Regions from separate parts of the Mus musculus genome. Here region 1 is linked to region 2. A link is a loop called in an ENCODE intact Hi-C map of the cell type or tissue named here. Cell type or tissue: heart. All regions are shown on one strand. Each heading gives the region's core, and the rest is flanking DNA. Links, peaks and the distances in the headings are about the cores only. Region 1 has its middle 22 kb from the start of Zfp715. Region 2 holds the start of Zfp658 (zinc finger protein 658).

What was found. Hi-C counts contacts between places; a loop is a spot of excess contacts. Peaks named below come from ENCODE experiments on the same cell type or tissue, not always from the same donor. Only the 100,000 strongest peaks of a DNase experiment are listed, where the experiment ranks them.
Region 1: a loop joins it to region 2, with 2.0 times the contacts of the local background. A loop is called at or near these places in 2 of 42 quality-filtered maps.

Annotation. Positions count from the first base shown.
Region 1 is chr7:43,286,739-43,296,461 of GRCm38, forward strand. No RefSeq gene overlaps it. Among named protein-coding and RNA genes, the nearest start is that of Zfp715, 22 kb to the right of the region's middle. In heart, for the core only: a CTCF peak has its summit at 5,000 (motif pointing left); no DNase peak of the experiment used is centred there.
Region 2 is chr7:43,558,641-43,568,363 of GRCm38, forward strand. Zfp658 (zinc finger protein 658) reads left to right here and starts at 3,730. Exons shown (of 5, transcript NM_001008549.2): 1 at 3,730-3,781; 2 at 5,974-6,203; 3 at 8,628-8,754; 4 at 9,005-9,103. The coding sequence starts at 6,144. In heart, for the core only: a CTCF peak has its summit at 3,563; DNase peaks (open chromatin) are centred at 3,551, 4,231 and 4,881; H3K4me3 peaks cover 1,599 bases; H3K27ac peaks cover 1,010 bases.

The sequences.
Region 1 (9,723 bases), core at 802-8,801, 270 kb before region 2:
AGAGACATGGTGCGTCTGGTGAGTTTCCAGGACTTCCTGGAGACTTGGTGATGTTTACTTACTGTGTGGGTACTTGCTCATGGGTGGCAGTGCTAGGGAAGCCAGGATCATTGGATCCCCTCGAGCTGGAGTTAAAGCCAGTTGGAAGACTGGACTTGGGTCCTCACCAGGTAACTTCTTTTAGCAGCCAAGGAGATTCTCTAGATCCTCACTTCCTGAGTCTTCATGAGCTTCCTTGCAGGGTGGAATGTTTCACCTCCCTTTAGTACATCCTGTTTCCTAACCCCTCCAAGACGGAAAGTTCTATTTCAGAGGAAACTGCTTCACAACAGACAAGCAGCAAGCTCTCTCAACTGCTGAGCCAGCTCTCCAGTCCTGAAAAAAAAAGCAACCCTAAGGACCTGAAACTCTGGAGATTTGTGCACGCGCCTGTAGGTGTGCACGAGTGTGTCAGAAAAGAGCATCTGATCCTCCTGAACTAGAATTGCAGGTGACTGTGAGCCACTTGGTGTAGGAGCTGGGGACCAAATCTAGATCCTCAGCAAGACTGGTATGTCCTCATAGCCTCTGAGCTGTCTCTCCAGCCCCTACAGCAGTGATTCACTGCGTGCACCCGATATTACGGGCTGGGGTGATAGAAGCCATCTTGTGAAAAGTGTATGTCTAGCTTCTCCCCACAATTATCAATAGCAGCCTCTGTCCCAAAGTCAACCAACACTGGCTTGGGCTAGTGATATGGCTCATTAGGTAAAGATGCTTGCTCTCCACCCTGACAGATAGAATTTGATCGCGAAACTCAGATGGTAAAAGAACCAACTCTATCCTCTGATCTCCATACATATGCCTCAAAACTTATATATATATATATATATATATGCTAGAGAAATGGCTTAGCTGTTAAGGGCACTTGTTGTTTTTACAGAGAACTTTAATGGTGGCTGACAACCATCTGTAACTCCAGTTTGAAGGTATCCAATTCCCTCTTCTGGCCTCCTCAGTAACTGTACACAGACACACACACACTTAAGAGATAATACAATTTATAATAAAAAGTAGCCAGGTGGTGGTGGTGCACACATTTAATCTCAGCACCCAGAAGGCAGAAGCAGATGAGTCTGAGTTTGAGGTCAGCCTGGCCTACAGATTGAGTTCCAAAACAGCAAGGGCTACACAGAGAAACCCTGTCTTGGAAAAATAAAAAAAACATAGTATAAACTGGGCCTGGCCATGTACACCTTTAATCACAGTATCTGGGCAGCAGAGGCAGGTGGATCTCTGTGAGTTTTGGATCAGTTTGGTTTATATAGTGAGTTCCAGGATAGTCAAGGCTACAGATAGAAACCCTGTCCCAAAAACTAATAATAATTTACTTTTTTTTTTTTTTTTTTTTTTTTTGGTTTTTTTGAGAAAGGGTTTCTCTGTATCTAGCCCTGGCTGTCCTGGAACTCACTTTGTACACCAGGCTGGCCTCGAACTCAGAAATCCGCCTGCCTCTGCCTCTGCCTCTGCCTCTGCCTCTGCCTCTGCCTCTGCCTCTGCCTCTGCCTCTGCCTCCCCAGTGCTGGGACTCAAGGTGTGCGCCACCACGCCCGGCTGTAAATTGTGAATCTTAAAAAATTGTAAATTAGCCGGTACCAACTTCTGTCTTAGTTAGGGTTTTACTGCTGTGAACAGACACCATGACCAAGGCAAGTCTTATAAAAAGCAACACTTAATTGGGGCTGGCTTACAGGTTCAGAGGTTCAGCCCATTATCATCAAGGTGGGAGCATGGCAGAGGCAGGCGGATTTCTGAGTTCGAGGCCAACCTGGTCTACAAAGTGAGTTCCAGGACAGCAGGGCTGCAGGGCTATACAGAGAAACCCTGTCTCGAAAAAAAAAAAAAAAAGATTCACAATTTACTGTGTGTGTGTGTGTGTGTGTGTGTGTGTGTGTGTACTGCATGTATGTAAGTGCACGTGGAAGACAGAAGAGGATGTCAGATGCCTTGGAAATAGGAGTTATGAGAGTTACAAGCCACCTGGCATGGGTTCCAGTAACTGAATTTGGGTTACAAGCAAAAGCAGTATTTTGGTGACACTTCCCCTGGATAGATAGGAATGAATATCTAATAACCCAAGAGAGGAAACTACCTACCAAAGTCCAACTTGCTGAGCCAACAAGTTCCCTGGGGCTGCTTACAGGAAAATAGGTGGGAGGATATTACTCCTAAGACTCCAAGGGAGCCGCATCACCAAAGCCCACATCAGCACAGTGCCAGAGAGCTCACAAAACCTAGACATTGTAGCTCTCTGCATAACTCACAGGCAGCTCTGAGGCCTCAGCCTCTGCCAGGCAGCTAGGCTTGTCTCAGTGTCTTTCTTGTACACTTGGGAAGGGAGAGGCCTGGTGCACTTGGTCAGTTTCTGCGACTTCTTGAAGCTACTGAGTTTATTTCCTGCAGTTATTTTTCTTTCTAAGATATATTTTACAACTATGGAAGGAGGAGATATGTTCACAAGGGTGCTGTGGAGGCCAGAATCTTTGGATTCCACGGAGCTTGGGTTACACCGGTCAGCTGGAGCCGGCTGACACATGGGTGCTGCGGCCTGAAATGGGGTCCTTGCCAAAAGCAGTACCTTCTTTTATGAGCTGAGCCATCTCTCTAGTGCCAACTTCCTGAATTCTAAAAAACTTCCCTAGGGGATAAACTATTCCCACTCTCTTTAGCGCATCCTGCTCTTAATGAGCTGGCCTCCAAGATGGGATGCTTCATCTCAGAAGGAATTGCTCTATAAAAAGCTCTCTACGTTTCTGAACCACTACCACACCACACTACCACACCACACTACCACGCCACACTACCACACCACACTACCACACCACACTACCACGCCACGCCACCAATGACTTTAAAAACAATGTTGTTAGACATTGCCCAATGCAAGCTGGGAGACAAAAATTTCTCCTGGCTCGAAACTGTTGCTGTACCACAGACCTTTAAACACTCTCTGAGCAAGATCCAGCTTCAATAGTTCACTTTGATCACTGTTCTAACCCCCTCCCCCTTCCCACAGCAGGGCCTTTGACATCTGATGTCCCCTCAGCCAGAATCATCTCCCCTGTCCTCTTCATCCTCCAGGCTCCTGGTCAAATGTTACCTCCCATTGTTCACTCTAGCAAAATAAATAAATAAATAAATAAATAAATAAATAAATAAATAAATAAATAAATAAATAAATGTCTATTAAGCCTCTACATTAAGCCTCTACTGTCTTTTCTATTAGGGTTCTCAAAGGAACAGAACTGGCAGAATGTGTACATATTATAAAGACATTTACTAAAATGAATTGAACAGGGGCTGGGTCGTCCAAAAAACAGCCATCTGCACACTAGAGAGGCTGAGGACTCATAGCTTCTTAGTCCACAAAATGGGACCCCTTAGCAGTCCCCAGGTCGTACTAGGGAGGCCTGGAAGATTCCTGGAGAGCTGCTGGTCTTCAGTCCATTCTGTAAGACTGACATACTAAGCAGCAAGACCTCTTTGTATCCGGCCACCAGACAGAAGATGCTGCCCATTCTAGGGGAGGGTTTTCTCCTCTATCCCAGACCATCCATCCCTGGAAGTGTACTCACCAGATCATCCAGAAACAAGTCCCTTATTGAATTCCAGAATTCCAGATCCCATCAAATTGTCTCAGTGTTAACCTCTAAGCTTGTTAGTTTTTGTCAGCTTGACATAGCTAGAGTGGCCCAGGAAGATGGCATCTCAATTGAGGAATTGCTTCCATCAGACTGGTCTTCTGTGGGGCGCTTTGCTTGCTAACTAATGTAGAAGGGCCCGCTGTCTCAGGCTGTAAGAGAAAGGTAGCTGAGCCAACTAGGAGAAGCAAACCAGTAAGCATCCTTTTACCAGTGGTCTCTGCCTCCAAGTTCCTATCTCAGCGTTTGGATGATGCCCACATAACCCAACCACTCCACAACCACCAAATTAGCCTTGATCATTGTGCCTATCAGTGCAACAGATAAGCAAACTGAGACATCATCCCTAGAAAGGCATAAACAAACATCTTACCACCTCCTATCCCCCAACCATGGCCTTAAAAGGCCCCAGTGACAAACCATTCTACCAAAGTCAATCTTTAGAAACCCAAGGAATTTATTGGATTTATTTACAGAGCATGGGGAAAGGTTACTTACAGGAGTGTAGGTGATCTAAACTATCTGCACCACAGTGAGTCTCACTCCAGCAGTGTTGACAAGTTTACCATAGCTGCAGAGATGGGGGGCGGGTCTTCCCTCCAGTTAACCTCCCTCACCAAGCTACATGTAATTAGGGCAGAATCACATACAATTAAACAGGAAGTATGGGAGAGACAGACTAGCTGGGATCTCAGATGAGGCCCCATGACTTCCCTCCATCTCTTCTTCATTTCTAGCTTGGTTTTGAGACAATCTCACCACATATCCTGTACTGAAACTGTGTAGACCCACCTGCCTCTTTCTCCCAAGTGCTAGGATTAAAAGCATGTGTCACCTTGGCTGCATAAGGGAACATCATTAGTTAACCAACCCAATCTTGGGGTTTTCTTGCAAGCCCCAGAAGCTCTGATGATGTTGATAGCTGTTGTGCTCAGAAGTTAATGCCATACAAATAAGCCCTGGCTGAGTGAGGCTGGAGACCTAGGTCAGTCATCACAGCCCTGTTCTCAAAGGGCTTTCAGGTGACAAGGGCCATATCAGGCTTGGCTGCTGGTCCGAACTGGGACAACAGAGATCCCAGGGATCGAATGAGGCCAAAAAAAGAGGATTTGGAGAATACTCCCCATAGAAGGAACAGACATGATGGTTCAGAGAAGGAGTAGCAGTTCACCCGGGAAGACCATTAGTCTACACTCATCTTTCCACATTTAGCACTGGCTGCTTTTTTAGAAGACCCAGGTTCAGTACCCAGCACCCACACGACATATTACAACCATCTGGCAGGGATCTGGCACCCTCTTCTGGCTTCCGCAGGCACTGCTTGCATGTGGCACACTTACATAAGACAGACAAACCACTTGTATTGTTTTTGTTTTTAAATATGGAACCTGAAAATGAATGGGTATTAAAACCCTGCCCTCCTCAGAAAACTGTTAACCTGGTTGGCAAGACAGTCACAATATAATCCAGACAACAACAGCAGGAGACAACAGTTGTGAAAGATACTAGGGGCTGTGAGGTAGTTGGAGAAGACCAACCAGAATGTGTCCAAGTGATCTGGGATCCTTCTGTGCCAGATGCTGAAAATTTGAGAACCTGCCCTAGTCTTAGAACAGTCTTGAGCTGGTGACACATCTTAACCTATACAGTGCTTGCTCTACACCAACAAAGTTTACCTAGAAATAATCACTACTTTACTGGCAAGGACACACGCTTAGCAAAGTGAAAGCTAGAGCTGAGGCTATAACTCAGTTGGTAGAATGCCAGCCTAACATGGAAGAAGCCCTTTGTTCCACCTATCCATCCCAGCACCATATAAACCAGGTATGGTCAGGCATGCCTGTCACCCCACCACAGGCTCATCCTCTCATTCTGACTGTCCCTGTTGTGTGTGCAAGGCCAATTAGAAGACCAGATATAGCAGGCTGGGCTGAACCCTATAGGATTATGTGAAATTTAATTCAACTGCCTTAGAATTGCATCTTCAAGTAGAGGTTTCTCATCCTACCATGTGAATGAGCTTTTCTAGGTAGGGGCCTGGTTCTTGAAAAAGGCTAGAGCAGCCACCTCGCAAATGAGGGAACAGAATATCACCTCTGGTTGAGAACCATACTGGGCATTGATGTCCACCCCAGGTAAAAATTGTTCAATGGGGACAAGCGACAGTGTGGGTTTCTGGGGTACCATGCAGGGTAGCCACATCCCCCATGACTGTGATATCTTCCCCCTTACATGTCTGTAGACATTACAGTCAGGTCCCAATTCCCCAAAATGACTTAGACAGGACTCCAACCTGGTCAACACTCAGCATTCCTCAAAAACCTTGTAAAGTGGATTTCTGTTTGCCAGAAAAAGCCATTACTTTCTTGCCGATTCCTATAGTCCCCTAGTCTCCGGCGAGGACATCTAGTTCTCTATTAACAGACTTCCAACAGATAAGAGCTCCACGCTAGTTCCTAGGCTATTCCAACTAACCTGCCCTCCTCTCACAGCATAACCCCTTATAACTGGCAACTCTTTCCACCAATCTTGCTATCTTCTTTGCTCCCATAGCCCTGGCAACTCCCCACCTTTCCTCTCTGCTCTTCTTTCTCCCTGATAATAACGAGTGAACACATTGGCAGTTTCTTTACTACAATCCCTTGCATACAGAGAGAAAATATTAGTAATGGAATCTTATCAAACCCTTGCCTTTCCAGGTACCTTGCCATACCTATTAATATGGGTTTTAGACCATGGTTCCTGGAGTGAATCAAGGAACAGACGTAGGGAAAGCCCTTACAGGTAGAGGGGAAAAACAAACCAAAAACTCCTTCTCTGTTTTAAGTGTAAATGAGTGAGGTAAATTTCAAAGGAAGGGTTGATGACCTGCTTGATAAAGAAGTAGGCAAAAGATCGTTACCGTGGTCTGAGGATAGACATGGGCGAGCGAGTCTGAGAGGTAAACATACTATCTTAAAGTTATGGCAATAGATCAAGAAGGTCAAAATAGAAGTCTCTCAAATGATAGAGGAGGGGAATCCAATGCTCAACAGGAAATGATTCCTAGAAATAATGTGTAATAATTGCTGGTATAATAATTCCTAGAAAGCAGCAGCGATCAGAGACTGATTAGAAGTGTAATGATGTGGAGAAGTTGCAATGCTGCAGGTCCATAGGCTAATCACATTATCTTTGACTAAGCTTTTGTTTTTATATTTGTTTTATTTTATGGCTGTTTTGCCTGTATGTATGTCCAGGCAGCAAGTGCATGTAGCAGCCAGAGGGTATCCAATCCCTTGGATCTGGGATTATAGATACCTGTGAGCTACCACATGAGTGCTGGAAGTTGAACTTGGGCCTCTGGAAAAGCAGCCAGTGTCCTTTAACTGCTGAACCATCCCTCCAGTCCCATCTGAGGCTAGCTTTAGCCCCTGGAATAGCCATTCTATGCTCCCTGTGTCAGAACATACATCCGTGGCTAATAAGAGAAAACCTTCTTTGGAACCTGTTATTTTAGCAGACCACTAGATTCCACCAATCCAAAAGCTAAGAATGTCATCAGATAGCATCTGAGACCTATAGGAGACCTTCCTCCACCATGCCGTGACCACCTTTCTGATATACAATATATTTTTAATTGCCTTGATGACTTTCTTTGTTCTATAAACTACAAAACTTTGTGAAGCTTGCTTCCACACTTGGACATGGAATTTGGGGTAACCCAAATCTGTGTTCCCAGGCCATCATCACTCAAATTTGGCTCTAGAATAAACTCTCTCTTATTCCCTTTTAAGGTGAAAGATGTGGGTTTTCTACATCAACACTGAGATCCTGGCCCGCTTGTCATCTGAATGCCGTGAGCTTCCAATTCTCTCTGCTGCTCTAGGGCTATTTCGAGGGGTGTTTGCCTGTACCCCATTTAACTACTGAGAACAGTTTCCCAATGCATCCAGGGGATGAGCCCATGACATTACCATGTTATGCTAAATTCTTAGAACTATCCAAGGGTGTGCAAGGTAAGCTTGGGGAATGTGGGGGCTAGCAGGTGGGTTGGTTTTTTTTTTTTTTAATCAAATCAGATGACATTCTCTATCATGAGAGAATTCTCTATCATGCACATAATAGAAAAGGTTGTGGGGAAATAGAAAGCACAATGCTTGAGCTGAGATTACCAACAGACAACAGGGTTCAAATCTAGGCTTTTCTTATCATTGTAATAGAAGCTGTTTCCCTGGTAATTCAGTTATATTCATGAACCCTCAGTTTGACTTCAAGGGCTTCACACTAAATAAGCGACTCACCTCTTAGCTGTAAAGCTAACCAACATTTTCACAAAGCTATGAACATGCCCCAAGAAACCCCGTTTCCCCTCAGACCATCAATTCCAAAGCCAATCTACCATTTACCCTCCAGATTCTTCAGTCTATGGCAAAAAAAAAAAAAAAACCACCAAAAAACCAAAACAACAACAACAACAAAAAAAAACCAAAAAACCCAAATGACTAGATTCCTGCTCGGAAAGGGGCAGGGGTGGGAGAGGGTGAGCAAGAGACCAAGAGGGATAGAGGCTTGGAGGGAAAGAACAAAGGAATTACCATACCATACCCCGAAGAAGGTATGTAGGCAGAGACATGGAACCACCAGGAAGATGCAGCTTTCTAGAAGAGAAAGCTTGCAATCTGCTGGGTTTTCGGGGGGGAGGGGCAGAGGTGGGGATATGGAGATGTGCATATAAGAAATAAGCATCCATGCCTGAACACCCCAGATGATAAGGGGAGACAGAAGAAACCAAGGACTCGCAATCTTGGAAGCCCATGGCCTGTGGATCCCCACTGTGAACTCAGGATTAGATGAGGCCTGTCCCCAGACCTCTCTCAATGTTCCCTGAAACTGCACCACAAAATAAAGCATATAAATTGTTAAATACATATACAAATGAAATTATATCCTAACAAAATCGTTTTTTATTTTTATGGGTTTTTTTCCCTTTGTGGTTCATGTGTACACATGTAATGTGGAGGCCACAGGCCAACTATGGTGTCTTCCTTATTCTACAACTTATTTTTTAAACATCTCTTTTTATTATTACTTATGTGTGTTTCTGTGCAGAATGTATGCTACATGTGTGCAGAACACAACATCATATACCCTGCTTTAGACAGTTGTGAGCCACCTGCATTGGTGCTGGGAACTGAACTCAGATCCTTTGGAAGAAGAGCGAGCACACCTAACTGCTGAGCCATCTCTCCATCCTAGTTTCTGAAATAAAGTTTCTCACTGAACCTGGAATAAGCCAATCTCACTAGGCTGGGTGATAGCAAGTTCTGTGGATCCTACTGTCTTGACTCCCCCACCATCAAGTTTTCAGGCACACACCACTTTGCTCAGCTTTTTATCTGTGTCTTGAGGATACAACAGGTCCTCAGGCTTGACAAACTCAGTCATCTTTCTAGCCTACAAACTTTACATTAAAAAAAATTCATAGGCCACATTTATGTAATATCCATGATTTGTTGACTCTTGGTATATATCCTGCATGAACATATATAAAGGATTGGTAAGATGGCCCAGTGGGAGAAAGGGTGAAATACACACCTTAAAACCTAAATTCAGGCTGGGCGGTGGTGGCATATGCCTTTAATCCCAGCTCTTGGCAGGCAGAGGCAGGCAGATTTCTGAGTTCGAGACCAGCCTGGTCTATAGAGTGAGCTCCAGGACAGCCAGGACTACACAGAGAAACCCGGTCTCGAAAAACAAAAACAAAACAAAACTAAATTCAGTCCCCAAAACCCAGATGCTGTGGTGCACATCTTTATTTAAAGCACTCCTACGTCAAGATGGATAGATGGTGGAGAAGAGAGAGTATCTTCTGGAAGCGCTCACACAACTATCTTGGACCATGAAATGCAGTGTCTGAAAAGACAGATTCTGTATGCAAGGACTCCTGGAAGTTGTCTTCTTAACTCCATGGCTCACAATACCAGCATTCACACACAAATAGCTTTTAAAAATATGACCGAATTGTTGGTTCCAATATTATCACACATGCTACAGATAGAAA
Region 2 (9,723 bases), core at 465-8,464:
AGAAAGATGGAACAATAGGACTGTGATTCAAAGACAGCCTGGGTTACTCTCCATGAAAGAAATCAAAACCAACAAACCAAATAGGAGAGGGGGAGAAATATTTGGATTCACAATAGAAAATATCGAGAACCTACAGAACTTGGGAGCAGGATTGCAAACTGTGGAAAGAGGTAGTTGTCAAGTACACAAAAACAATTCTTCAATTTTTTTTTTATATTTTTACTTGCCTGTATGTATGTATGTATGTATGTATGTATGTATGTATGTATGTATGTGTGCCATGTGAGTGTAGCCACCTGTGGCCACACTAACTGGGTTCCTGGGTGGGAGGCAGGAGCTGTATGGGAGAGAACGATGACGAGAGAAATAATGGAGGCCAAGACATGCTTCTGTTCAAGGACCCCAAGTTTACTAAGAGTCTGTGCTTATAAAGGGGGTAGGCCTATCCCCCCGCCAATCCATTCTTGGTGCCTGTTGCCAGCCTGTAGGTGGACTGCCGGATGCTGTCTCAGACTCTTAGTAAACTTGGGGGGCCTTGAACAGAAACATGTCTTGGCCTCCATTATTTCTCTCGTCGTTCTCTCCCATACAGCTCCTGCCTCCCTCTCAGGATCCCAGTTAGTGTGGCCGCAGGAGGCTCACAGGTACAGACCAAAGAAATGATTGCACCAAAGTCCATCTTAGTGAACCAGTGCGTTTACTGGGCTTACTTAAAGATCCAGACGCATGGGTAGCTGAAATAGCTGCCTTTCAGAACCATCCTACCCCTTAAGTGCCGGGCAACTGTGGAACCCGTATCACCAAAGTCTCCTCACAGCAGCTGTTGAGGCGAAGCCCTTTCAGCTCCCCTCATAATTCCTTTATAATACTAGAGAAAATACTTCCTGAGAAAAGGGCCCCACGACATTCTTTCACACACATATCTCTAGTCCCAGAGTCCTCAATCTTTTAACTTTTCCATGTAATAGCTACTCATTGAAAGCTGAGCATCTAGAAATAGTAATTTGGACATTTCAGGCAAAATCAAATCCTGTTAAATGGATTCCATTTGTTTCTATTCCAGTGTGACTACTAGAATCTCTGAATTAATTTGCAGCTCCATTTGAACTTCCACTTGAGAGCTCTGGCCTAGAAACATGGCCAGATTATAGTTTGATGCCTTTTTCCTCCATAATCAATTCAGTGTGTATAGCATGCATGCTTTATTGCACCCCACCAGGTCATCTTGCCCTGCTGATATTGAAATTTATTACTACATCCAAGTTGTATTACTCAGTACACTATAAAGTGTACACTACACTACAAAGATCTCAGTACAGTGTTACCTTCCTGGTTTAGAGACCATTGGTGAGCAGAAAAGTGTTACTATTGTAACCTCCATTCAGGCTGCACTTATTGTCTCCAGTCCTTCTGCAATGCAGATCTGGCCACCATCCAATCTTCACTTAGCCTTACCTTGATTCCTGTAGGAAAGCTAATCCTTTTGAAGTATGTCTATGATCATCTCAGCCTTGTACTTAAAATGCTTATGTGGCCATTCACTCCGCTCCTCTCTGGGACTTAGCTCAGTTGGCAGAATGCTTGCCCAGGGAGAAACCCTGGGCTTGATATCCTGCACTGCATACATTATACTCCTGTAATCTAACCACGCAGGAGGTGGAGGCAGGAGGATCAGAACTTGAGCTGATCTTTGGCTTCACAGGAAATTTGAGGCTAACCTGGGGCACATAAGACCCTATTTATAAATAAATAATTGCTTATGCTCTTTCACAGTCATTTCCAGCTCAGCTCCTTCTTTGGGATTTGGGTGACACCTATAATCTCACCATCACGGGACCTCCTCTCTCACATGCAGCTCCAGGAATTTATTATGAACTTCCTTATTTATCCACCCTCACTTCCACTCTTTTCTGGAAAATTCTGTTCTCCACCTCATGCTTAAAACATCTCAGGTCCAATTTAAGGTGTTGTGCCCTGAGTACTGTAGCAACTACTTCCAGGTACCTAATTTACCCTCCTAGACAGTTTGTTTTGTATACATTTCTGTTATTTCTTTTAATATAGCATCTCACTGTGTAGCCCTAGCTGGCCTGGAACTCACTGTATAAACCAGGCTGGTCTGGAACTCACAAAAATCTGCTTACCTCTGCCTTCCAAGTGCTGGGATTAAGGTTGTGTTCCACCATGCCTGACCTACAATGTTTTTCAGGGTATCTGTGGTTCAGCCTCCTGATGCATGGGGTGGTTTTATGGTATGGACAGGGCAACTTCCTCAGCTGCCCATTAGGTCAGTCTCATGGAGCACAAAGAAGGAGAGGCATACAGTTTCAGCTTCTTTTGTGCTTCATCACCTCCACAGGGCAAGTGCTCCATCTTCCTGGTGGACTGACTGTGACTCAGGCTGCAAGACAGATGGGCACTGTACCACATTTACAGCCTAGAGAGGTCATAAGCATAAGGAGAGAGCCTGTGGAAGAGCAAGGTGGTGCCCGGGAGGCAATAAGTGCGTGTGGGTATCAATCATATGCTAAGATGTAGCAGAGAATCGATCAGAAGTTGATATTTGCATATTAACTTTTATGTGGTTTAATATAATTTGGCATGTGGTGATGGGTGGCTGAGACTACTTTTTGGGACCCCCGGAGCTGTATCTTTGGACACAAAACCCTGGTCACAAGAGCACCAGTACTATAATTTGTTCTCAAGACAATCAAAATCATATGTGAAGCTAGGCATGATGGCATATCCCCCCCACCCCCCAGCCCTGGAAAGCAGAAGCAGGGGATCATACCATGTTCAATGCTATACTCTTGTCTACACAGAACTAGAGAACGCTAACCTGAGATACTGCACACAATCGTTCATTTTGTTCAGATATTCGACTTTGGCCTATGGATTTATTCCCTCTACTGTACTGCACGTTTTCGTCATCAATTGATCTCTCACCATTTATCATTATCTCCCTCTCCACCTTCCTCTACACTATTTCTTATATATGCAAAACACACAATAAATAATGAAGAATTAAAATAAAAACACTTGTCATTGACAACAGATTTTCTCCACCTCTGGTCCCCATGAAAAGCCTCAGTGTCACATTTATTTCAGACCTTCATCTTTAAAGATTCCACATGGCTTCAATTCCCATTTCCCAACAAACCTAGTTTTTTTTTTCTTTATATTTATTAATTTATTTTTTATTTACTTCTTAGTTTAGAGGAAAAAAATCTTTTAAGTCCCTGAGAATATACAGAAAAAAAAATGGTATTTTTAGTAATATGCAGCATCCCGGTCTCTTGGAAATAACTGATATACACGTATAGGTAGGAAGTAAAATCCCCTGAAAATATGAGACAGCCTTGGACTTTCACTGTGTCACAGTCCACAAGCTTTGCCTGCTTATGTGCACACTGTGATGGTGGTCCCTGTATCATTGTATTGTGGGAGTGGCCATGACAGCTCCTAAAGGAACAGAAACTACAGGAAGATCCAAGTGAAGTATTGGCAAGTTGTAGCGTCACAAATAGTAGCGCGCATGCGCTTCGCCAGCCTCCACAAGGGGAAAAAAGGGGGTGTGGGAGGGTGGCGAAGAACACTGATTCGCAGTAAACGGAAGTGGTCTCGAGCGGTCATATCCGCTTAAATCTCCGCGCAGATCAGTTCTGTTATTGTTGCCCGCACTCCAGGAGAGTTTGGATTCTAACACTGAGGGCCCGGGGGCGGAAGTCGCAGGGAGGGACACTGCGCGTCCTGTGCAGAGTTCTCTGCATTGTTGTGAGAGGTGAGCGGCAGGGGCGCAGGGAGGATGCTGTGCTGTTGAGCGCTGATTTGTGTTGAGTGACAGCTGACACAGCTACTGGAGGGATGCCCTGGTTGAGCTGGGGTGGGAATCCTATGGGAGTTGGGAGAGCAGGGTTGCTGAGAGAGACAGACAGTGCAGCCAGCTACCGCAAGCCTGGGGCTAGCGTCTCTGAGGGCGATCGCGCTGCTTTCTAGTAGTAGCCTGCGAGAAGAGAACAGGCAGATACAAATGGAAAATGAGATTATTTGTGGTTTGGGCTTAATTTGGGAAAGCCAGCCATTCTCGGTCAGCCTGTGGCTTCTGCCTGCGGAACTAATACTAAGAACACGTGGAACAAAAGCCAGGGGATTTGCATATGCAAAGAGGGCACAGGCATCGGAGCTGCAAGTTGAGCCTTTGTGCAGGTAGCAAGGCTTGTAAAACAGGACCTTTTCGTTCCCAGCATGTAGTCTCCTGTAGAGAGCTAGCGCTGCAAAGCAAACGTTTAAAAGGCAAATCCTAATCCCCGGGCCGTTTTATGTGAGGGCTGGGACATGAGGCGGGTCAATGCTGCCTCTGCTGAGACCATATGGTCACAATAAGAGTCAGTGATTGGCACTTGAGCAGAAGGACCCTGTGTCCTTATTGGAGGTTGTATGTTCCTTGGGTATCACTATTGAGTTTATTGAAGATTCTCTGGAAACTAGTAAATTGTCATCTTGGCTGCCAAAGTAATAACGTTCTGGGGAACTAGGTATGCCCATTTTAACCCCGTGGTTAAATTAATCCTGTGGTCAGTCCACTTATCAGAGGTTACTTAAAGTCCAGAATGACAGTGAATATGTCCTGTGTACCATAAAAACATTGTGGACAAGGGAGAAATGTTTTGTGTCGAGGGCCTGGTGTTTATGTGCAGGGTTTCCAAGTCAGGGAAGGGATTGAGCCATTGAATTTAAGGAAGAGAAACAGGATGTCAATGTGGGCATAGATGAAAACGAAAATGTCTAGACAGGCACAGAGAGCCAGGAGTGGCCATCACCACACCACACTGCACCACATCTCTGCTCTCAGAAGGAGAAAGGGTTCTGGGTGCTGGGCACACAGAGACCGCCCGAGATCATGGGCACTGGGTGTGGTTTAGAGTAGGGAAGGAACGGGACTGGTCCTGCTCTTCCTCTTAGGGTGTGTTCTGGAACAGCCCATAAGCTTAGTTGTCATTTCTGAGAGAGAAATGGTTGTATCAATGCTGGTGGCATGCTTAAAAGAGCTCTCGTGAGAGCTGGGCACAATGGCGCACACCTTTAGTCCCAGCACTCAGGAAGCAGAGAGCCGCAGGCCAGCTACAGCAACACAGTGAGGCCATGTCTCAAAAAGTTGGGGACTGGGGAGGGCTGTGTCTGAACAGCTTAGCAAAGCTCAGAAAAAGGAGCAGCCTGAGCAGCTTGCTCGTTCTCATGTGTCTTTCTGTGTGGGTTCTGAGGGCAGGCTGAGCGTCATATCACTGCAGATCCCCAGTGCCCATGGTACACACCTGCGCCCTCACTGTGGCATCAGCGAGGTTAATTCCTTATCTCCTCACAAGTCAAAGGTACAGCAGCTGCAGTGAATCCTTCCTAACTATCGTGTTTGGCGTGTAATTCAGGGAAGGGGAGTTGTTTGGGGTTTTGGCATGTGTGTTGTATGTAGTCTATGCATGTGGGTGTGGGCATAGGTGCGAGTCTGTAAGTGCACCTGCACTGAGGCCAGAGTAAGCTACTGAGTGTCGTGTTCCATCACCCCAGCCTTATTCCCGTGAGGTTGGGTCTGTTGAGGTTGGGTCTGTCGCTGAACCTGGAGCTAGGCGGATAGCCAGTGAGCCCAGAGGTCCTCCTCTCTTTGTCCCACACAGCACTGGACTTACAGGCATTTGTAGCCAAGCCTGCCTTTTTCAGATAGCTAGGTATTTGAACTCAGGGCCTCTCGTTGGTGCAGCAAGCTCTCTTACCCACTGCGCCATCTTCCCAGACCCCAGATTATGGTGTTTGGGTTTTCTTTGTCATCACCCTGGTCAATACCAGACAGGGCTTTTCTGAGTATTATCTGTTCTAGCATGTCTACACTGGGCATGTCTTGGGCACTTAGAAACTCATGGGCAAATGTTGGCTGAGGATACAAGGTCATTCCCTCACTGGGGCTTTCTGCTGTCTCTTTAGGTCAAAGGCAGGCCACATCAGCCAGGCTGGGGGATTTTTCTACCTCACCACAGCTGGCCTCTCTGCTCAGCTGCTCTCCTGGGAACCTCTAGCCACTCAACCAGCTTCCAGTTCCTGAGAAAAATTGCATCTGCCAGCAAAGAGGCAAGAGAGGAAACATACCTGCTGACATGAAATTGTCCCAGAAGGCCCAGAGACTGCACCCACAGGAGCAGGAAGGGTCCCGTGAGGTAAGCAGCAGCTGCCGAGGGCCCAGTTCTCTAAAACTGGAGGACAGACATGGGAAGTAGCAGATCCTGGGCTCCTCCAGCTAAGAGCAGAGCACAGGGGCCAGTGCTCCTGTACCTCCTAGTCTGTCATGTCACTCATTGTCCTGCCTCCTGGTGCTTAGGTAGATGCAGCCCTCAAACCTGTGCCCCCCCCCCCAATATCCTCAGTCCTGTATCTTCTTGTCCCATTTCATAGCCACTGTAATTTTGTGAGTCTCTTGAAGGAGTTCATTTGCCATGGATTCGTAGCGGGTAAGTCTTAGAGATGAGTGACTGAGGATGCCTTGCCAAAAAATAAGATCCATACTGTTTATGGCTCTAGAGGCAGTGAGACCTGGGAGAATGGAGCCAAGAAATAAGGCTGTCTTAGTTAGGGTTTTGCTGCTGTGAGCAGACACCATGACCAAGGCAACTCTTATGAAGACATTTAGTTGGGGCTGGCTTACAGGTTCAGAGAATCAGTCTATTATTCTGAAGGCGGGAACATGGCGGCACCCAGGCAGGCATGGTGCAGGCAGAGCTGAAATCTTCATCTGAAGGCTGCTAGCAGAATACTGGCTTCTAGGCAGCTAGGATGATGCTCTTAAAGCCCACACCCACAGTGACACACCTACTCTAATAGGGCCACACCTTCCAATAGTGCCTGCCACTCCCTGGGTAGAACATACATAAACCATAACAGAGGCCGACTAAAGTCTCATGCAGTGACCAACTTTATTCCAAGCATCAGACAATTTATATTCAGAGGGCTTAAGGGGAGTCACATGTGTAAGGTGTGTCTAATCACAAGGGCAAGGTTTATGGGGCAGACAAGCCACACACAGCAAAACCATGTTTTTCCAGAGACACGTAAACAAATAACAATACCCAGTTGTAATGAGTAACCTGAAGTAAATTCACTCCTATCCACTTGACCTGGAAGGAGCATGAAAACCCATTCCAAGGACAACTCCATAGTTTTTGAAGAAACTGAGGTCACAGATCTTGTCTGCTCACAAGCATTCAGACTTCTCACACAGCTCCATGACTGGACAAGATTCTTCCAGTATACCATACATGCCATTACTTATATATGAAATAACTTGTCAGATGTATGCACACACTGTAGAGATGCATTGGAAATATTTCTGTAGCAGCACCTGTCCTTTGGCTAGAGTCAGTGTGTAGGTTGGGAAACACTTTCTTATTCTCCCTGAAGTCTCTGTATGCTGTGTGAATCAGAAATTTATTTCCTTTTCACTCCCTCTTCTGGAAATCCTGCCATTCAAACTTGATTCCCCACTGTATTTTTTAAATTATTGATTGTTTAGATTTTGTTTTCATTCATTGTAGGGGAATGGTACGTGCATACTCAGGCATTGTGTGGAAGTCAGAGGACAACTTCCAGCTCTCTCTCTCTCTCTTTCTCTCTCTCTCTTTCTCTCTCTCTCTGTATATCTTGGTCAAGCAGGGCAGCAATCATTTTTACCTGCTGAGCCATCTCCTTCACCCTAATTCTCTATATTAAAGTTTTTTTGATTTTTTTCCTTTTTCTGGCAGAATATTTATTTAACTTTCTAATCTGTCTAATACTTGTTATTGTTTTGTTTGTTTGTTTGTTTGTTTGAGACAGAGTCTCATTGTGTAGCCTTCTCTGGCTAGAATTCACAGCCTAGACCAGATTAGCCGTGAACTGATAGCCATCCACCTGCCTTTTTCTTCAGAGCACTGGGATTAAAGGCGTGCACCACACCTACCTGTTATTGTCTTAAGAGACAATTTCAAGCTTTTTTTTTTTTTAATTTGTAATATATCTTTCAGTGAGTTGTCTTCTGGCTCGTGGATGGATTATTTATGTCCAAAGATCCTGGAGGTATTTGATGTGGGATTTTTCTGAATTAGTGAAAATGAAAATGAACTCCCCAAGTTAAAATGAAACATCGCTGTCGATTTTGTGCAAACTCTTTAGTCTTGAGTACTCCTCCCTCGCCTGGTTCTCAATGAATCATGATAATTCACCACTCCACTGAGCTGCCTTCCCTGAAGCCTAGAATAATGTTAGTTCTAAGTGTCAAACTGCTTATTCTTTTTTGAAGTATTAGTGACAACCCATGTCTGGCTGCTTTGGGGATGAAAATCTGAGTGTACAAGAGATGGATATTTTTATGAACTTTCTTAACTTCTGAAATATTTATATAGCACACATTATATAATATATATTTATATTATATATGATTCATATAATATGGAATAGATATTTTCTGGAAAGCTGAATGATCTGTCATAGTAAAGAACCGCTGAGCTGCTGTGCTGTGTGCCCTGTCTACCTCTCTGGTGAAGAGTAACTCAGAATGGACTGCACTCTGTGTATCATAGACTGTTACAGTGTTACCTTTTCTGTTACAGAGATTGGTGTCCTTTGAGGATGTGACTGTGGACTTCAGCCAGGAGGAGTGGCGACGCCTGGACTCCGTCCAGAGACACCTGTACCAGGACGTGATGCTGGAGATCTACAGCCACCTCTTGGCAGTGGGTGAGCATGGCTGGCCCGGGGATACAGGATGGGCTTCGTTGAAAATATTTCCTCCTTCTTTTGCTAGAACATGGCGGGATATCAAAAGTGGGACATGGTTTTCCCCCATGCTTTGTCCCAATTACTTTTTGACACTCCGAGTTAATTACTCTGTGCCCAGTACAAGATATTAATTTTCCAATCAGCCAGTACAAAGCTTATTGGATGACCTCTAAAGCTACACACTAAGCAGATATTCTTCCAACTACAGGCTACCCTGTTCCTAGCCCTGGGGCCATCTTCAGGATAAAGAAAAGAAAGGAGGCACGGACAGGAGAGGCCAAGCTCCCACATCCTTGTTGGTGTCAAGGTGAGTGAGTAGGCCCTGGATGGAGGTGGATGGTATTAGAGGGCCGGCACCAGCCTTCCTCACTCGTCCCTTCCCCTAGTGGTGGGCACCGAGCTTGTCTGCTTCCCGACTCTTTACAGCTAATGCTACAGTGCATTGTGAGTACAGACCAGGGTCGTGGGCACCAGGCTTGCCCCGACACTACCTCTCTACAGCTAATCCTACAATACTTTGTAACTATGGACCAGGAGTGAGGACACATATCTCAGTGGTGGAGTGGCAGGCTGACATTCAGAGAGCCTTGGGCTCAGTCTCCAGTGTGGCAGAAGTATAGGCAGACAGACAGCTGTGTCAGCGTGGAGAAGATACACTTGTGAGATACAAAGCTTTCAGCATAGCTGGTGATAGTCTCATTGGATCTTTTTAAGTTAGTTTGGTTGTCTTTTTCTTGTGATAGCTGTCACGAGTTTTCCTCTCCTGGCCTTTCCCATGCTGACCTCCTCCAGCCCCGTCTTGTTGGTCCCTCTCCTTGCTACAAATTGTCTCCTTTCTGCCTACATGTCACATATGTTCCACTACTCTTTTTCTTTTTTCTTCCTCCCTTAAGATCCCCTTTTTTGAAGTACCTTTTCCTACTTCGA